3 separate regions of the Homo sapiens genome follow, and regions 1 and 3 are each linked to region 2. Evidence: chromatin loops called from intact Hi-C (ENCODE). Cell type or tissue: PC-3. All regions are shown on one strand.

Region 1 (5,000 bases), 210 kb after region 2:
ATCTACCATATTTCTAATCTTCAAATTCTTCCACATACTCGTCAACTAACTACAGTGGAGGCCAATTAACATCTCTTTAGAAATTACACAACTCAGGTATCTCTACAATTGTTATCAAAGGATGATTAGGAGAAATGAGACAACAAATTGTGGTCAGCAACAAGTGCTGAGTCTATCCTGGAACTCTGCCCAAGATAAAACCCAAGACATTTCATTACTAAAACTAAGACATTTCATTATAATAGAAGAGCACTTTCACAGTCTCACAGGGTAAGTAAGAACGTACTACATCAAATTTCCAAAAGGGACTTTTTAACTTTTTATTTTGAAATAATTTTATACTTATAGAAAGGTTGCCCAAATAGCACCGAATTCCCACATAACCTTCAATTAGGTTTTTCTAATGAAAACACCATACATAGCTATATTACAGTTATTAAAATCATAAAATTAACATTGGTTCAAACTATTAACTAAACTGTGGGTCTTACTCAAATTTCGTCAGTTACGCCACTAATGACTTTTTTTGATTCCAGAATCCTATCCAGGATTCCACATTACCTTTAGTTGTCATGTGTCCTTAGCCTCCCCCAATCTGTGGGAATTCCTTCTCTTTCATGACTGTAATATTTTTTAAGAGTGCTAGTCCGTTATTTTGTAGAATGTGTCTCAATTTTGAGTTTGTCTAACGTCTTCTCATGATGAAACTGAGCTTATATATTTTTGGCAAGAATATCATATAAGTGATGTGCCCTCTTTGGTGTATCGTATTATATCAGATGTTAATATATCTTATTACTGTTGATGCTAACCTTCATCACTTAGTGTCTATCAGCTGTCTCCTCCATAAAGTTACTATTTTTCTCTTTGTAATTATTAAACATCTCATGAATATACTTTTTAGACCTATACAAATATTCTATTTCTCCTTAAATGTTCACCCTTACTTTTGCTATCCATTAATGAGTCTTGCCTGCAACAATTATTACGGTGGTGTTTGCCTCATGGTGATTTTCTATTTTCCTCATTCTTTATACATTTATTAATTGTAATTTAAAAGAATGGTTTTTAAACTGTATCAAATGTCAAGGTCTCCAAAAAATTATCAAAAAGTTAAATGCAAAAAGCCAACAATAAATGTAGTGGACAACAGTATTTCATATTCAGTCATAATGACCTTAACTCCCTGAATCCGATGTCTAGCAGTTCCTTTTGGAAGGATCTGTGTTTGAGTAAGTCGCTAATGACATCTGTCAGCAGCTGTACTGTTTTGTTTTATATAATTGTAGCCTCATTTTTTATTGCAAGTAATGCATCACGATGCATATTTAAGGTTTTCCAAATAAAGAGTCTTGAGCAATCTATTTTAAAGTAGCTAATACCACAGCACATTTGAGGCTAAGGGGTAAGCATTCCTCAGGAACCAAAACAACGAGGATAGCAAATATTCTGCCCCTGCAAATCTGATCTCATTCCTCAACCTGAAACCTTGCCACATAAGCATAAAATTATACCAGTAAGGAGATATCTCTCAGAATGGTGAATTCCAGAGCTCCAATTTTCAAGACTATTATTCCTATGACAGGATGAGGACCTGCAAACATGAATTATAAGCTTAAATTATTCACTTACTCTTTCACAAAAGGAAAGCCCATCAATCTAATGCCAAAAGACTTCAAGTTTATTTCTAAAGGTTTAAAGAAAGTGGTTTATTTATCAAAACTTTATCCTCTGTGTTTGTTGATTAAATACTTCAGTCTTACACTGAGGTCAAAGAATGTCAACCAATTACTATGTAAGAGAAGTCCTACTTCATAGCACTTAACGTCACCCAGAATACACGGAATTATTTTAATAGGCAATCTTGATACACTATTTATTCCCAAGTATATTTCAACTATTATAAGTAAAACCTACTTAATCTAATATCATTCTTCAAACTAAAATCACAGTAAACTAGCAACTAGCACAGTGCCTGGCACATAACAAATATTAATGAGTAAGTACTGACAACAATCCATAATTTCTTCTAGACTACTTCCACTGCAGGCTACAAAAGTTGAAGTTTCCTTCTGCACATTCAAAAAACTACACATTTTAATTACTTCTTAAGAAAGATATTAAAATGACTCAGAATCTAATCTAAGTGATGTGGAAATATATTCCTAAACTTTATCATCCGAAAACTACAATATTTTTGTAAAGGACATCAAGTCATTTTTAAAAGTGATTTATTTTCATAATGGATATTTGGGAGACAAAAATACACGAGAAAACAGGAAATCCCACTCATAATTCTGATCTTACAAATTACTGTCATGATTAGTCCTGGAAACTAGTGCAAGATTATGGTTGCAGGATTTATGATGACTTCATTTTTGGGTGAAAATTTTAATTTATTCAAAACAAAACAAAACAAAACAAAACACTCTTGGTCTAAAGCATGGCCATGAGCAAGATTTTATTTAAGAGTCTTAACTATTAAACGGGGTCACTGGGGAAGTTGTGGTAGTCATTTTCTGACAGTTGCTTAGAAAGCTTACAAGGTACCTAATTTGTATCTGCATATTCTCTGAAGATAAATATAAATATAATATAGAATACTGCTAGCCTATGCTTTAAAACATTGCTTATTACTGAAATGTCTATTGGAGTAGAGTGAGAAGAAAGAAATTGGTTATGCAATGCTTAGGAAAAACAGCTTCCTATTTTCTCAGATCCCAAATGACCAGAGGAAAAGTCTAACCAGCAGGGGGAGATACAGAGGAGAGTAGTAAGACAAAGAACAGGCTATAGGCAAGAAAAGCAGTTATAATTATAGCTGGGAACACGGAATTTGTTAAAGGAAGTCTACTGTATAATTATACTTGAAAATTTAGCAAGATGCCCAGAGGCTGACTCGCAGCTGTCAGGAACTGGTAACTCTACTTCTGTTCATGCAGCGACCACTTCGGCAACTAAATCCACTATCCAGACATTACTAGAATTGACATTTAGAGTAAAGGAATAGATGGGTGCATGAAACTGTTTTTCTACAATGGATGAAAGCATCCATTTCAACAAAGTAACACTCTCTCTTTAGTTTCCTTTCTAGGCTTAGGTTTCCTCTTTGTATCCTCTCCCTCACAGAACCTAAACATTCTCATAAAAGCTATAATCTAGGTACAAATCTCTTTCTTGAATTCTGACTAGACCATGAACCAATTCTACTACCAACTACAACTCCAAATTCAGCATGCTTACAATGAAACTTATTTCCCACCACCCTCACCTTGTCACAAAGCTCTTTCCCCTTCCCCCCTACTTTTCTATTTCTCTAGTAGCACCAGCATTCTCTCAGGAAAACATGACAACTCATGTCTCTCTTTCCCCTTCCCGATCTCCTACTCTATACTGATTCAAAGCATCAAATCCTATTCGTTTCTCCTTAAAATTCTGTCATCTATCAATGAAAGATGTATCAATGTTCTAATCCCTAGTGTCACACAGAGAATGGGACCTTATTCAGAAATAGGGTCTTTACAGAGGTAATCAAATTAAACTGAAGTGATGAGGATGGGCCCAAACCCAATATGACTGATGTCTTTATAAGAAGGGTAAATTTGGATGCAGACAGACACTCAGAGGGAAGATTAGGTGGAGACACACAGAAAGAAGATGGCCATGTGACTGAAGTAATATAATACATCCACAAGCCAAGGACTGCCAGCAAACAACAGTAGCTGGAAAAATCAGAAAGGATTCTCCCCTAGAACCTTTAGCCTACACTTTGATTTCTGGACTTCTAGTCTCTAGAACTGAAACAATAAATTTCTTTTGTTTTTAGCCACTCAGTTTTTGGTTCTTTGTTATGGCATCCCTAAAAAACTAAACAGCACCATAAACTGAATTTGGACTCAATTTTCTACCATCATCAAGCCCGCTACTTATCTCTGAATAGCATCCCATCCACCGATTTTGTCATGGCAGATTCCTATGCATCATTCTTGCTCCTCTTTCAATTACTGAGGCCTGCTCCCTAAATACTATATATCTCTTTAATCTGTCGATCTTTCCATTTTTACATCAATAATCTGGTTCAGGCAATCACCATCATGCCCCTGGACTAATGTTCACGAAATAATCCCCATGTCCTTGCTTCTCTCTTGTTCATTCACCCTTAGCAAGCGGACTGTTTCTAAAATGCTAATCTGACCACACTTTCAGTGGATTACAGTTGGTAGTATCCATGGTCTCTCAGGATAAAGTCTGATTTTTTTTTAAATTTTAGATTCATGGGTAAATGTGCAGGTTTGGGCTTCTAGTGCACCCATCACCCAAATAGTGAACACTGTATCCAACAGGTAATTTCTCAACCCTCCCCTGTTCCAACCCCTCCCACTTTTTGAGTCCCCAGTGTCCCTTATTTCCATCTTTATGTCCATGCATACATACCCACTGCTTAGCTCCCAATTTTAAGTAGAACATGCAGTATTTTGTCCAAATTGTTTATAATGGGTGAAAAAACTTTACATGTTCTGGACTCCAAAACTAAAGAGAAAAAAAGAGACCATCACTCACTGCTCCCACGTCAAATAAACAGGCAAATATTTTCAGGTTCTGAAACACACCAATGCTTTTCACATCTGCTTGTAACTCTCTTCCCCTTATTTAATCATTCATTCATTTAACACATAAACACAGTGAGTATCCATCATGTGCCAAGTATAGTTCCAGAAGCTAGATAAACCACAGAAAACAAAGCAAAGTTCCTACCCTCATGAAGCTTACAAGCTTACATTCTAAAGACAGTGGTTAAACAGCTGATAAACAAACAAAAATAAATATACACAAACTCAGAAATTATTAAGTGCTTCAGAGAAAAGTAAAGCAAGCTACAGGGAATAAGGGAAGTTGGCGTAGGGAAAGGAGCAAGGTTATGATTTTATATAAGGTGCTCAGAGAACACCTCCCTGACAAGGTGACACTTAAGAAAAGACTTAAAGATAGTGGGGGAAAAA
Region 2 (5,000 bases):
AAAACTTTATCTGTTAACTTTAGGTTTCAACTGTCAAAAGTTCGGCAATTTAAAACATGAAAAAGGAACAACATCAAAAGGTATTTGTCTTCTATAATAATATCAAACATTTAGAAAAAAAATTTTTACTCAAAAATCTATCATATTCATAAAATCACATTTAGAACAAATTATACATATCAATTTAAAGACTACAGAATAAAAGTAAATGTACTAAAGTTGGAAAAAATGCTTACCAATGCCCCGTTGTTATATATTCTTATTGATTGAAATTTCATAGTTCAATTTTTTTAAATATATACTTCAAAGTACAGCTTTTATGAAACCATAGTATACCACTATTAAAAATGTCATTTGTTCTTCAAAACAAATTAAAAGTTTAGAATCTGATTATATTTTATACTCCTAATTTATATAATGTAACTTTCAAACATCAGGTTGTATTTGATTTTTATAATATTTACAGCTTAATATAACAATGATTTAATCCAATTTTATACTTTTAATATACTTTGAACAACCGAAGGTGCAATAGGAAATCATCACAGTGGTCGTGGATAAGTCAAACAGTAATTACAGAGCTTTCACTTTAAAGATGAGATTATTTTTAATTATTGAGTATAGTATCTAAGGTACTATACTTATATAATTATGCTACTCATTAAATGGTGACTGAATGCTGAAATGTAATTTTAATGACAGCTACCTATCTTTCTTTACACATTTTATAGCTGACAGATAGTAAAGAACACTGGTTCTTTTTTGAGAATTTGGTGAGATATGTGCAGCTGTGCCAGTGTTCAGGAGAAGTGGACTGAGCCTGCTTATTAAACTTTCAACTCTACTCTTTTTTCAAAATATTGTTCCAGTTTATTTTGTTTTTTGAAAAAACAAAAAATCCTAAAATGGATTACAACACTTAAAAATGGTGACAATTTATAGAAGAAAATAATCCAAAAACATATAAATGTTTAAAATTAACCTAGCTAGGTATAAGTTGCTAATTCTTTGAAAACATGGGTATGGTATTACTCATACAGCACCCTTCATTTTCTTTTAAAAATTAATAATATTATAATAAACTAAAAAGATGTAAGGAAAATTAGTCTCTGTCTTGCTAAATGAAAATTTCCTACAACACATGTTATTTAACAGCTTGCAGACATTTCCTGTGAAACGTTCCATAATCAGCATAGAATAAGTACTATATTATACATTTAAAATATGAGCTTCTTTCTCGTTAAAACTAAAGATTATGATTAAACATGAAAAATAACACCAATAGAATAGTTCTTCCTTTAAGGTGATATTTATCAGATCAAATATAAAATCCTTCAAATAATTAAGAGAATTTGGCTTTATAAACAACCAGGTTTTATCATATTATAAAGGTTTTATTTAATTTAAAACTGTTTCCAAATGAAACTATCACATTAAATGTAACTTTCAAGGTGCAAAAAAATGGTAATAGGGAAAAAAAAAGCAGTTTTTCTTTCTCAAAAACATAGCAAATAAGGAGTACAATTGTTTCACTAACAATATTAGAGAAAAGATTTCAGAGTTGGCTATATGGGGAAAAGGCAATAAAGTTTTGAAGCGGGAAAAACGCTTTGTTCCCTCAATCCTCTAGTTGAAATTAATTATGGCAAATGTTTATGAAAACATCTGTTCCTTACAGTTATAAACTCTTAATTTTAGTATGGACGATCCCAGACTCTTATTTTGGAAGGAAACTGTCTGACTATGGAAAGGTTTACAAAAGAACAGACAGAATCTGTAATTCTGTAAAATTGTGTATACAATGTGCTACATCCTGTAGAGATTTTCCTTGGTGTGAAACATTTGGAGAGGCTTAATACCAGTAACTAGGAGAAATCAAAGACAAACAGAAAGGCTCATTTTTCATTTAAGCTATAATATGATAAAAAACATATCTGTAACACCAGAAAACAACTTCCGCCAGTTTGGGAAATAAACAAGTGTTACTTTACTACTGAATCTAATTTGGAGGTAAGTATAATAAAATAAGTATTAATTTTATAAGGGATTAAAGTAAATGAAATGACAATACAATCATGGGAACGTATATGTAGTGTTTCCCAAAAATAACAACAGAGGGTGCAAGAGAGTTTACTATGATGTTTTTACTTGCTATTCTGATCCTTGAACTAAGTTGTCAGGTAGCCGTAACTGTAACAAAGATGCATCATACACACACATACAAATACAGTATTAATGTAATCTTACACAAAGACTATTAAATGGTCAAACAGCACAAATATCTAAAATGTGGTTTAAGATAATAGGCTTCCTCTTACCTGAAAATAATTTAACTAATCTGCAATTTTTAGAATACAGTTGTAACTTTAAAGGTATTTCAATATCTAATGTAAAGTAACCAGTAAAAGAATCTAGATGTCTTTATTGAGTATATTTTGAATACATGCATGAATTATATAAAATAAATAACATATGTGTAACTATATATTTATAACATTGTACAACATATATCTATAAGAACAATTCATCAATTACTTGTGACCGTAAGTTTGAAATTTATATAACATTCATTTCTCATTAATTGGTATGCAACTTTCCTAATGGGTTCATAATATTCAATGAAAATAAATTGCTGATTTGCAAAAATATGCTGATAGTTACATTGGCTTAAATTATAAGAAAATGCATAATATTGCTTAATAGTAATTTCTAACATGTGTATCTAACTTACTAAGCCAGAAAGGATAACTGTGACTTAAATTTCAAAACAGAATGAATGGAATTTCAGACTCCCTTTTAGCTTTAACTGAAGTCATGTTTAACAAAGGGCATTTTTGGTTCCATCTGTGCACTGTTGAAATCTTTCTAAAGGGAGGTTTACAATAGATTTCTGTAGTATTTTTTTATACACAAACATCTAGTTCATGAAGAGAGAACCAGAGATTTTTAAACTAGGTTAAGTTAAAAACAGCCAGAATAACACTATAAATAATCACGCCTACTCAAATGTGTCTTCAGTTTACATGTGAAAACATCAAGTTTTAGACTATCACATCACACTAGGTATGAATTCTGAAAAGTATTACATAATAAAGAAAAGGTTTTATCTTTGAATCATTAGAGAACTGTCAACATACACAGTCTGGGTGGGGTATTTAATAGTAAGATGGGGAAAAATGACTTGGTTCAAACTAAGATGAAAACAAAGCTATGAGTTTAGTGTAAAGACCTGAAAGCCTTTGTGTCTTTTAAAGGAATTAGTATATACCAATGAAATGTTTTAGTTAACTTTAAAATCCTTTAAAAAAATGATTTTTAAAAATCTATGAATAAAGTATATTCATGTGTTGACACACAGTGAAGGCAAAGCATAATGACTCAGCATTATCCATAAAGTAGCCACATCATTTGTGAAATCAGGCTAACCATTAGCCACCCCAAGCTAATTACTTATGCTAAAAATCCAGGACCACTCATTAGATCTAAGAGCCAGTGCTGAAGTCAACACAGAAAAAAATGTGTCAATTTTATAATTTTCAATTTTCTTTATTATTGTTAATGTACTTACATTCCAGTGATTTAATAGTCATATTTAGTTCTCTAAATAATGTCTTAAAAAATCTGTATTGTAGATAATGAAAACTCAAACGTAAAATAGAAATTCATAAGAAGTCTTAAATAAAAAACATTTTCAAGTGGACATTTTAATTTGAGAAAAGGATGCTTTGTTATCAAAGGTTCCTATTAAACCTTTCATAGAATTCTTAAAAACAAAAGACAGAAAGCAGCATGACATCAGCAAGATGGCAGAGTTTGAAACTCCAAGTAGTACATGTCCTCCCACAGAAACACTGAAAAACAAAAAGTAACTTTTAGGACTTTGTAAAAGCTGTAATAAACAGTCAAAAATGTTCCAAAGCAAAATGAACACTGAATCAAGAAAAAAGGCAACTTAAAAATTTCGTGGTGTTTACACTTGCCCTTGCCCCACCCACCCCATCCCTGGCACTGTAGCAGTCTGGAAGAGGGTAGCTACTTTCCCAGGGTGGGAGTCTGGTACTTAGTTCTCGAAGGGAAGAGGGTACCATGTTAGCAAATTGTTGTGCATATATGTTCTACCCTGTGTAAGGGCCACCTGAAAGATGACACAAGGTGCCTTTCTCTGTTCCGGCTACTTTAGAAGAAGCAGCGGACATGAATAGAACATACAACAAGCCAAACTAAACACCCGATATACAGTCCATTCTCACGCTGCTATAAAGCACTGCCTGAGACTGGGTAATTTAAAAAGGAAAGAAGTTTAATTGACTCGCAGTTCCACATGCCTGGGAAGGCCTCAGGAAACTTACAATCATAGCAAAAGGGGAAACAAACATGCCCTACCTCATATGATGGCATGAAGGAGAAGTACAGGGCAAAACAGGGAAAAGCCCCTTATAAAACCATCAGATCTCATGAGAACTCACTATCACAAGAGCAGCATGGGGGTAACCGCCCTCATGATTCAATTACCTCCAACTGGGTCTCTCCTGTAACACCTGGGGATTATAAACCTATATTTCAATATGAGATTTGGGTGGGGGCACGGCCCAACCATATCACTGTACCCCCTCCCAAATCTCATGTCTTTATAATTCAAAACACAGTCATGCCTTCCCAACAGTCCTGCAAAGTCTTAACTCATTCCAGCATTAACCCAAAAGTCCAAGTCCAAGGTCTTATCTGAGAAAGGCAAGTCCCTTCCTCTATGAGCCTGCAAAATCAAAAGCAAGTTAGCTACTTCATAGATACAATGGGGGTACAGGCATTGAGCAATACACCCGCTCCAAATGAGAGAAACTGACCAAAACGAATGGGTACAAGCCCCATGCAAGTCCAAAATCCAAGAGGCAGTAATTAAACTGTAAAGTACCAAAATGATCTACTTTGACTCCATGTCTCACATCTATGTCACACTGATACAAGAGGTAGGCTCCCACGGCCTTGGGTAGCTCTGCCCC
Region 3 (5,000 bases), 260 kb after region 2:
TTAAATATTCATATATTCAATATTTCAAAATAAGAAATTTGGATATATGTATGCATAATTTACAATTTTATAGTGAAACCTGTCTACAGAGGCCATTTTCACTATATTTCAGTAGCATCTCAACTTGAAATGTACAATGCAGTTTCTCTCTGAAGTGTGAAAACTGTAAAGTACATACTAATTCACTGCAAGCAAACACAAAATAAAGACCATGTTGTGCATATGGCACTCACCCGAATGACTACTTTAACCTATTCATTAAACCCTTTCAATAAGAGAGCCCTAATAACTGCTCTATGTTACGAAATAGAATCAGAAATGATCTTAAATTTGATTAAAAATAGAAACTTCACACAAGAGAATTATTAACTAAGTCAAAGAAACTACAGCTTGCATTTATAAAGCTCTTTGTCCATTTTCATTCATTAAATATAAAAATTTCCATAAGAAATATGTCATTATGACTGACATACACAATTTATATAGAAAGATTTATATAAACAGCCTGATGTTTTCCCAATACAAATATAAGGTGGATTTAAAAAAACAAAGATTACAGCAGTCAAATTTATTCGTCAAGAATCCAAATCTGAGTTGGACTTCATTTCTCTGAACTGTCCTAAAAACATTCCAGTAGTAGAACAGATTTGCCATTAAAATAAAATAACCAAGACTTATTCATTTTAAAACAAGTAAAAAATGCAGATCTGTTCTTTAAAGACACAAAGGGTAATGCAGACTGAGGTTTACATGTTCAATCACTGTTTATAAATGATAGGCTATATCATTAATTTGTAAGTGACTCTAAAATGAGTATGCACATAATACACAAACATTCTACCACTGGTAACTCTAAATAGGTAAATTTAAAGCTAAAAAAAGCTGAAATTTTATCTCTGCCATAAATTTAAAAAAAATCCATGAGCATTGCAATGACTATACTTTTGCCTTAGAGCTGATACTTTAATTTTCAAGAACCACAAAGAAAAAAATCAAAACTAGTCAGTAACAATGCAGCGTCTAAAAGCAATAAACTCAAAATTAACTTATAAATAATTTAAAGGATGTCGTGAAGATGTATTAATAATTCATCAGATAAATAATTTACTAAATAATCAAATAAATAAATAATGAAATACATAAATAAAACAGCAAATAAATAATTCTGCAAAATAACCTAAATAATAAGTCACCCAAACATATCACAACCTACAAAGCTACAATGATTTTCCGGATTTTGATAATTTAAATAAGCAAATGTACATAAGTTAGATCAATCCTTGTTAGAATTAGAAATATTTTTCAATACTATTGGTAAAATCCTCATCTCAATACATATGAACACATTTTCAATGTTTAAAAGACTGCATAGGATTAGTTCTCATACATCATTAATATAATTATAATACAACTGCCTTGATATTATATATATCTTTCTCTAACATATTTTCCCTCAAACAACTGGACACTCAAGACATTCTTAACTTACACTTCTTTTTCAAAGAAATACCTACAATATAATAATGCTACAGCCTTTCTGACAGTTTTCCTATCTTCACCAAATCTTTAGAAATTTTCTGCAGGAGAATAATAAGAAGAGCCTTAATTATTACAGATGGCATTTCATTCACTAGTGGACAATGTTTTACAATTCTAAAAATAATGGGAAGTCGACATTATTAGTCATAAACTATGTCAAGATTTTTAGAAGTCTTCAGTGGACTAACTTCAACTTGACAGTATCCAACTTTCTCTATTGGGGCTGACACACAAGCTGTTACAATTGGCGGGATTTCAGACGTGAAAGACAAAAACTTCAAAGGACAAAGTGATTGGCTGACATCTAATGCTATCTTCAATCTGGGAAGCTCAAAGTCCTTGAAAGAACACGATGAGATCCCTTAACTGTTACAATCTGAATGTAGTCACAATCTAATTAGGGTACCATAAAGGGTCAAAACACAACTGACCTCATAAATCAGCCTTCATTTAACAAAGGTTTTATCTACCCATAGTATAGCATTCTTTATATCCTTAAATAGTAGATCCCAAGTTATGATAGCTGTTCCCATAGAAATAATAACTTTGTGATAGGTTTTTGACACACTGAAGGGACTACATTAAAACAATATAGTACGCTTGAAGAGAAGGAAATTAACCTAATTTACTAATTAATTAAAGTGTTTTATATAATTTATCTTAGTGAATTCTCACAACAATCTTTCAAGTTAGGTAACATTTTACCTATTTTTCAGTGAAGGAAACTGAGGCCCAGTAAAATTATGTATACTGCCTACAGTGCCCAAGTGGCAGGAAAGATCCACATTTTGCCTACACAATCTTCAGTGGGAAGATTCATTAAGCTATAGAGCCCTTAAATTTAGGCCAAACCTGAAAAATTTAGAAAATTCTAAAACACCTATATTGTTAAAGCATGGGTTCTCAACTAAGGGTGACTTTGTTTCTTAAGGGACATTTGGCAATGCGTGGAGGCATTTTGTGTGTCACAACTAGGGAGAATTACTGACATCTAGTGGGTAGAGGTCAGGGATGCTGCTAAACATCCTACAATGCACAGGATGGCTCCTACAACAAGGAATTATCTAGCCTAAAATGTTAGTAGTGATGAGGGTAGGAAACCCTGAATTAAAGTAACATGTATGGTTTTCCTATTACAAAATAATATATATTTGGTTAATAGATGTAGAGTCTTTTTTCTATGTATAATATGTATAGTGAAATATCCTGGATAAAAAAAGTGTATCCTTGGGAGACCGGGTATATGGGAACCCTTTGTACTTTCTGCTCCATTTTTCTCTAAAGCTAAAACTGCTCAAAAACTATCTTATTTTTTCAAATATGTATTCTTCACTTATATGACTAAAGTTATGATTACCTTTCTTAGAATCAATATTAAACAGTAAGTCTACAGTCATAAAAAATGTTTTCTAAAAATTTCATATATCAAAATGTTTTCAACAAGTTAATATGAGAGCATTAAAAGCTAAATTTAGCCAGACATGGTGGCTCACACCTGTAATCCCAACACTTTAAGAAACCAAGGAATGACAAAAATGTATGTTTCCTTATATTTGACCTGTTATATTATCATATAGAGGCTTTAAATAATAGTATACTTTGTCAGCTAGGATTAGGTCACATCCCTCCCAAATCAATAAAAATAATAATCAAATAATAACAAGGAGAGGGGGAAAAAAGGAGGGAGGAGACAAATTTATTTCTCCCATGTAAATGTCCAGAAGAAGAAAATCACAGGCTGATATGGCAGCTCCAACTATAAGGGGCCCAAGTTCCTTCCACCTTTTTGCTCTACCGTACAGTTTCTATTCAAAGTCACCTCATATTCCAAGAAGGCTATGAGAATTGCAGCTAATCTACCTACATTGCAGGCAGCAGGAAGAAGTCTGAAAGGAGAAGAAAAGCCCTCCCTATTCTCTTATCTCACACAATATTCCACCTTATATCTTATAAACCATAAACTTAGCCCTTTGGTCACACTTAACCACTTGGAAGGCCAGGCAATGTAGTCTGTAACACTGTCAATATACTCAGCTATAAAACTGGGATTCTTTTGTAACTAAGGAAGACAGAATAAATTTTGTGAGGTGAATTAAAATAGGCAGACTGCAGTAAAAGTTACAACTCTTCAAAGAAAATGAAAGAGGTACTGAAAGATTTTCATTAGAGAAGTTCACTGCAAATTAATGAAAATGAAGGAAAAGATATTTAACAATAGAAGAATGGTTAAATTTAGGGATAATCTTAGAATCGAATGCTATGATTTCACTAAATATCACTTTGAAGAATTTTACTGATATGGAGAACTGTTCACAGTATTAAATAAAAAAATATAAACTATTTCATATACAATAACCCATTTCATATCAATATACATATATACAAATACATATACTAGTATATATATACACATACATATAGGCCCATCATATAGCTATATCTAGAGAGACTGAGACCATATAAAACTTAAGAAAATAAAAACTAAACTGATACTAGTGGTTTAGCTCTCCTTTGAGGAATTGTAACTAAATTTTACTTTATCCATACATTTCATTAATTTCTAGTTTTTCTACAATGAATACATACTATGTGTATTGATTATTTTTCATAAAAATGTTGGCACAGATGAAGAAGCAATCAGCCACCTTAGAAAAGTGGTTAGGTTCAGGCTTCAATTTATTTTATTACCTAGAATTCACTGATTTAAACAATGGCATGGAGCATCTACATCTGAGCTGTATCTTTACCAACCGGGGCAAAACATAGATGTTTCTCTTTAGGCAGTACTAAGAAGCCAACTTCTCTGTGCCCAACTTGTATTCAACTTACTAGCATTCACATATCACGTTTGTCAGCTTTGCACAAGTCACTCCTAACCAGATGCTACATCCATCATTCCTAACAATGTACCCCGACATATTGATTACTTTGCTCATCTCATTCTGTGGAACTAATCATTTGTCCTTCATGCTTCTACAAATCCTTCCACTTTCTATATTTCTCAGCCTATTTTTAAAATTTCTACCCTACTGTACATTTTTCTGGTTACTTGTATAATGAACACATCTAACATAAATTATATCTTTCTTATATTTTTAAAACTATCTTGAATTGTCCCGAATTTTCCAGAGTTACTACTGGGTACACAGAGAATTGTTATATTGGCATTAATTCCATTGGCTGAAACTCCATAATTACCATTAATAGAGTCTCATAATTTAGAATGCTTCAAAATTTTCCATATTTTCTAGAGTGATTTACTTTCCAAAATCCCCATTATCACCATAAAAGAAATGGAAAAACAAAGGAAAAGACATTCAAAGCTACTAACAAGTGCATGGAGTTGGCCAAAATAGCAAACAAACAAAAAAGTGAAATAGATGGACCCAGTCCTCTAGAAAATGCGTTAGACACTCACAACAAAGTCCGGGCACAATGGCTCACGACTGTAATCCCAGCAC

What was found. Hi-C counts contacts between places; a loop is a spot of excess contacts. Peaks named below come from ENCODE experiments on the same cell type or tissue, not always from the same donor. Only the 100,000 strongest peaks of a DNase experiment are listed, where the experiment ranks them.
Region 1: a loop joins it to region 2, with 6 times the contacts of the local background. A loop is called at or near these places in 8 of 110 quality-filtered maps.
Region 3: a loop joins it to region 2, with 13 times the contacts of the local background. A loop is called at or near these places in 29 of 110 quality-filtered maps.

Annotation. Positions count from the first base shown.
Region 1 is chr3:17,642,527-17,647,526 of GRCh38, forward strand. The region is part of intron 1 of TBC1D5 (TBC1 domain family member 5); the gene reads right to left. Among named protein-coding and RNA genes, the nearest start is that of TBC1D5, 98 kb to the right of the region's middle. In PC-3, CTCF peaks have their summits at 2,745 (motif pointing right) and 2,949; a DNase peak (open chromatin) is centred at 2,745.
Region 2 is chr3:17,429,044-17,434,043 of GRCh38, forward strand. All of the region lies in intron 3 of TBC1D5 (TBC1 domain family member 5), which reads right to left. Among named protein-coding and RNA genes, the nearest start is that of TBC1D5, 310 kb to the right of the region's middle. In PC-3, a CTCF peak has its summit at 2,137; no DNase peak of the experiment used is centred here; H3K27ac peaks cover 937 bases.
Region 3 is chr3:17,684,295-17,689,294 of GRCh38, forward strand. All of the region lies in intron 1 of TBC1D5 (TBC1 domain family member 5), which reads right to left. Among named protein-coding and RNA genes, the nearest start is that of TBC1D5, 56 kb to the right of the region's middle. In PC-3, a CTCF peak has its summit at 2,531 (motif pointing left); no DNase peak of the experiment used is centred here.